2 separate regions of the Homo sapiens genome follow, and region 1 is linked to region 2. Evidence: chromatin loops called from intact Hi-C (ENCODE). Cell type or tissue: PC-9. All regions are shown on one strand. Each heading gives the region's core, and the rest is flanking DNA. Links, peaks and the distances in the headings are about the cores only. Region 1 overlaps MACF1 (microtubule actin crosslinking factor 1). Region 2 overlaps MACF1 (microtubule actin crosslinking factor 1).

What was found. Hi-C counts contacts between places; a loop is a spot of excess contacts. Peaks named below come from ENCODE experiments on the same cell type or tissue, not always from the same donor. Only the 100,000 strongest peaks of a DNase experiment are listed, where the experiment ranks them.
Region 1: it touches region 2 in a loop (2.1-fold over the local background); 10 of 110 quality-filtered maps call a loop at or near these places.

What each region holds. Positions count from the first base shown.
Region 1 is chr1:39,397,230-39,400,146 of GRCh38, forward strand. The region is part of intron 58 of MACF1 (microtubule actin crosslinking factor 1); the gene reads left to right. Among named protein-coding and RNA genes, the nearest start is that of BMP8A, 93 kb to the right of the region's middle. In PC-9, for the core only: no CTCF peak of the experiment used is centred there; a DNase peak (open chromatin) is centred at 1,552; H3K4me3 peaks cover 356 bases; H3K27ac peaks cover 2,324 bases.
Region 2 is chr1:39,257,188-39,260,104 of GRCh38, forward strand. It overlaps MACF1 (microtubule actin crosslinking factor 1), which reads left to right. Exons shown (of 101, transcript NM_001394062.1): 6 at 749-841. Among named protein-coding and RNA genes, the nearest start is that of MACF1, 54 kb to the left of the region's middle. In PC-9, for the core only: CTCF peaks have their summits at 1,636 (motif pointing left) and 1,836; a DNase peak (open chromatin) is centred at 1,664.

The DNA of each region.
Region 1 (2,917 bases), core at 172-2,671, 140 kb after region 2:
ATAACTCGAAACTATTGTAAGTCAGAAATGCATTTAATGTACCTACTGACAGCCGGGTATGGTGGCTCATGCCTGTCATCTCAGCACTTTGGGAGGCCGAGGTGGGTGGATCACCTGAGGTCAGAAGTTCAAGACCAGCCTGGTCAACATGGTGAAACCCGGTCTCTACTAAATATACAAAAATTAGCCGGGCGTGGTGGCGAGCGCCTGTAATCCCAGCTACTCAGGAGGCTGAGGCAGGAGAATTGCTTGAACCCGGGAGGCAGAGGTTGCAGTGAGCTGAGATCATGCCATTGCGCTCCAGCCTGGGCAACGAGCGAAACTTCGTTCCAAAAAAAAAAAAAAGTAGCTACTGACCATCATAGCTCAGCTTAGCCTACCTTAAACATACTCAGACACTTACATTAGCCTACAGTTAGGCAAAATCATCTATCAGAAAGCCTATTTTATAATAAAGTGCTGACTCGCTCATGTAATTTATTGAATATTGTACTGAAATAGAGAAACTGAATGATTGGGTACTTGAAGTATGGTTTCTACTGAATGCATATCACTTTCACCATCATAAAGTTGAAAAATCTTCAGTTGAACCATTGTTAAGTCAGAGACCATCTATAGTAAGGGAAACAGATACAGAGAATTACAGTGGTACTGATGTAGTGGTAAATGCAGTAAGAAAGATCTGAGTCTAAATGATCTCTGAAAAAAACTCTAAATCAGACATTTAAAATCCTATTTTGCAGATAAGAAAACTTAAGACTTGAAGAGGTTAAAATAACTTGTTCGAGCCACATAGCAAGTAAATATTAGAGTTGGGATTGGGAAGGTCTGTTTGGCACCAAAGTTTATGCTACACCAGTGGTTGTCAACCAAGCATAGCTTTGCAGAGACTCCCACTCCCCGCCACTCCTTTTTTTTTTTTTTTTTTTAAACAGTTTCACTCCCATCACCCAGGCTAGAGTGCAGTGGCACAATCATGGCTCACTGCAGCCTCGACCTCCCAGTCTCAAGTGATCCTCCTGCCTCAGCCCCACAAGTAGCTGGAATTACAGGTGCATGCTGCCATTCCTGGCTAATTTTTGTATTTTTTGTAGAGATAGAGTTTCACCATGTTGCCAAGGCCGGCCTTGAACTCCTGAGCTCAAATGATCTGCCTACCTCAGCCTCTCAGAGTGCTGGTATTACAGGAATGAGCCACAGTGCCTGGCCCAGAGACATTTTTTATTGTTATGACTGGAAAAGCTGCTACTGGCATCTAGTAAGTGCTGCGAAACAACCTACAATACACAGGATGACGGCCCCTTACAATGAAAGAATTATTCAGCTTACTTCTAGAAAGCTAGGGAATTTGATTTTTGCCATCTTCAGATCCCATGACAAGTAAGAGTTAACTGATTAAATAGTTCCACTCGCTGGGGGTGCTTCTGTGGTTTTCCTCTCCTTTTAAGAAAATTAGTTAAGAAATAGTGTTGCTTCCGGGAGTGACTTACACAGATAGAGTCAGGATCTTGGGGAACTAATCTGAGTCAGCGACTGAAGAATTTTCTCTATGCCTGACCAGTCCCCACCCCACACTGCCACAAGGCTCCTGCTGTGGAAATCAATCAGCTGTGTATCTCAGGCTGCTTCCTGTAGGGTGTGTTATGGAATGGCATCAGCCCTTGCACCAGCTGGGAGTACTGATCTCAGTGTGATTTTATCAGACTATGTTTCTTTTGAGCCTTACTGTTTGGAACAAAGGACCCTCTGTTAAGAATGCAGAGAGCTGGTGTGATTGGATAGCTAGCATATACATACATGGTTCCTATGGGAAAAAAACAGACATAAATTATGCTATAGCCCTCTAAAATTTTCATCTCCAAAATGATTTCCTGACCTTCTGTCTGTATTCACAGTTCTTTCTGTAAGTGCTTATCCTTCCCCCAAAGCAATTCGAAGGCCATCTGATCTGATAAATGGTTGTATCCTTCAGAACTAGCCTATTTCTGTGTCTCCAGTCTTGGATGTATTTGATCCCCACTATCTTTCCAGTGTTATTTCCTATATAGACCATACACTACATCCAGTTACCCCAGACACTCCTTATACATTTTAGGTATTTGATTTCTGAAGTCATAGCTCAAGTCCACTTCTTTATAAAGCTTTTTTTTTTTTTTTTTTTTTGAGATGGATTCTGGCTCTGTCACCCAGGCTGGAGTGCAGTGGTGCGATCTCGGCTCACTGCAATTTCTGACTCCCAGGTTCAAGCGATTCTCTTGCCTCAGCCTCCCAAGTATCTGGGATTACAGGCACGCACCATCTTGCCTGGCTAATTTTTTTGTATTTTTAGTAGAGACAGGGTTTCGCCACGTTGGCCAGGCTGGTCTCGAACTCCTGACCTCAGGTGATCCACCCACCTCGGCCTCCCAAAGTGCTGGGATTATAGGCGTGAGCCACCATGCCCGGCCTTATAAAGGCTTTTGATCTCCCCAGCTCACTACTCCTGATCTCTTAATCATTTACAATGTATAACTCACTTGGCTTTTATCACATACCACCTAATTTTGACATTTTCTGATTATATCCATTTGTCCTATCCCCTCAGTTAATTCACTTTTGTGTCCCTTAATGTAGTTAGCATATTGGTATATACACAGTTGGAGATGAGACAATATTTGACTGACTGGATGAACATTCTTTATTTCTCATAAGCCATGTGAGCTCTAGGATTCAAAATGCTATCTACTCTGCAAGACTTGAGGTATATATCCTTGTGTGTCCTGAAGAAATTCTAATCTTAGCCTGATTTCCTCAGTTCTCCATCTTTCTTCTGGGCTTCCTTCCTTCTCTGCTAGTTAGTATATGTTAAGGGAACACAATCTTTTTTCAGTATAAGAGGGCAAAACTAAGAAAGAAATGTGCTACTTCTTATGCACAG
Region 2 (2,917 bases), core at 129-2,628:
AGAGTAGCATATCTCTATAATGGAATACTACTCAGCGATCAAAAGGAGCAAACTGTTGATTCATGCAACAGCTTGGATAGGGATCTCAAGGGCATTATGCCGAGTGAAATAAAAAGACAGTTTCTTTTTTTTTGAGACGGAGTCTCACTCTGTCGCCCAGGCTGGAGTGCAGTGGCACAATCTCTGCTCACTGCAAGCTCTACCTCCCAGGTTCACGCCATTCTCCTGCCTCAGCCTACTGAGTAGCTGGGACTACAGGCACCCGCCACCATGCCCGGCTAATTTTTTGTATTTTTAGCAGAGACGGGGTTTCACCGTGTTAGCCAGGATGGTCTCGATCTCCTGACCTCGTGATCCGCCTGTCTCAGCCTCCCAAAGTGCTGGGATTACAGGCGTGAGCCATCGCGTCTGGCCGGCAGTTTCAAAATCTTGCATGCTGCATGATCCCATTTATCCAACACTCTGGAAAAAGCAAAACAAGGAATCAGGATCAGATCAGTGGTTGTCAGGAATTAGGGGTGAGAGTAGGGTTTGATTACAAGGAGGGGGCCAGCACAAGGGACCTTTTTGGGGTGATGAAACTGTTTTGTGGTGGTAGTTGCATGAATCTATACATGTGTTAAAACTCATAGAACTGTACACCAAAAAAGAAATCAGTTTAACTGTAAATCAATAATGAAGTGATGCAAAAATTTAATCAAAACAAAAAGTCCTAGAGCTCTGAGCCGTGCTTTTATTTCTTTTTCAGGTGAAACTAGTGAATATTCGCAATGATGACATCACAGATGGCAACCCCAAGTTGACCCTGGGTCTGATCTGGACCATTATTTTGCATTTCCAGGTAGGGCATGTGAAGTTTGGAATTCCTGTTGCTTTGTTTGGACATGGCCTAGAAAGTTGCACTGCCTTCCACAGACAGCATTGAGCCTTCCTTCTCTCTATTTGTCAGTGAACAAAGGTGGATGGGAGTTGGAAAGGAAAATTAAGATTGATCTGCAGACAAGCTGTTGTATCGTAAACGCAAAACTTCCTAATTATTTGCTTAATTAAATGGAGGGATTTTTTTACCCATTTGTGGTTTGGCCCTGTCCTCAGCAGTCTGGTTATTAGAGGTCTGTTTGCTCAGCTGAATCAAAATGAGGCTCTTGAAGGACTCAGAATATGAGGGTTGAGAAAAGCTGTTGGTGTTGATGCTTTAGAATGGTGGAGTGAAGGTTCATAGTCCTGCTCTAATGTAGACTTTTTCTCATCTCTAATAACCTTTAAACAAGCCTCGTTAATTAGAATACTTTAGTATCTGGGTTTGTATATGTGCTGGCAAGCACAACCTTGCAGCGGCCATCACACCCAAGAGCATCTTGAAGAATATTCACATGGTCACATGGCCTTCCTCTTCCTAAGAAGGCAAATCCTTTTTAGATCTGAATTGCTATTGGAAAAGTACAGCCCTATTTTTATAAAAAGGCTGTTCTTTTACATCCCTTTTAGGTCAGCCAAACAAAGCTATTTCTCAGACAGCTCTCTCTGATACACAGTTGCTGCACATGAGGCTGATGGATTAGAGGCTGATAGCTAGTGGGAATAGAAGGCAGGGTGCCGACTTCAGGGATGAGGCCAAGGTGACATCCTAGCTGGGGAGTTGGCGCTACCTGCTGGTTAAAGATAGAACAACAGGTGTCCCCGAATTCCTGAGAGAAAAATCTGAGTGCTTAGGCTTGTTTCTTGAGGCTCTAGTTTGGAAGCAATGCTGGCAGTCACCAGCATGGACAGGGCTAGGATTGTGTGGTGGTAATGTATTTTTGTGGAACCACAGGGTATCCTCAGGCAAGCTTTGGGCATAGGGATAACCAGGAACATGAACTTGGTAGGTGTGCTCTGTCTGGCAGGATGGGAAACTTTGTTGAGCTTTCATGGAGGACTACAGTTATCCCTTTGGAACTCTTATGAACAGAGGAGCTTTTAGAGAAATTTGTTTGTTTTTTGGTCACAAACCTGCCCTCACTGTGAGTGCCCAATGTTTGTCTCATAGGTGGGAGGTAAGGAGAATTTATTCACTGTCTCTATTCACCCCAACTACTACAACTAAATTAATTTCCTTTTTTTTTGACCGAGTTTTGCTCTTGGATTGCAATGATGTGTTCTTGGCTCACTGCAACCTCCGCCTCCTGGGTTCAAGAGATTCTCCTGCCTCAGCCTCCCAAGTAGCTGGGATTACAGGCACCTGCCAACATGCCTGGCTAATTTATATGTTTTTAGTAGAGATAGAGTTTCACCATGTTGGCCAGGCTAGTCTCGAACTCCTGCTCTCAGGTGATCCACCCACCTCGGTCTCCCAAAGTGTTGGGATTACAGGCGTGAGCCACCGTACCAGGCCATAACAAATGTTTAAATAGAGAAAACATTTTCTTTTCTTTTTTCTTTTTCTTTTTCTTTCTTTCTTTTTTTGTTTTTTGAGACGGAATTTCGCTCTTGTTGCCCGGGCTAGAGTGCAATGGTGCAATCTCCGTTCACCGCAACCTCTGCCTCCCGGGTTCAAGAGATTCTCCTGCTTCAGCCTTCCGAGTAACTGGGATTACTGGCATGCACCACTACACCCGGCTAATTTTGTATTTTTAGTACAGGGTTTCTCCATGTTGGTCAGGCTGGTCTCAAACTTCCAACCTCAGGTGATCCACCTGCCTCAGCCTCCCAAAGTGTTGGATTACAGGCGTGAGCCACCGTGCCCGGCCAGAAGAAACATTTCCTTGAAGCATTTAAAAATTTCATTTCTTTCTGTTTACTAGTTTTCAGAATAATTAGTTGGTTCGCTAAGATTCTCCAAAGGTGACCAATAATAGTTCCTTTGTTCACCATTTTTTTTTTAGTATCACTGTGACTTGTGGATTTTTAAGCAGACTTAATGTTCCAATCAAATACA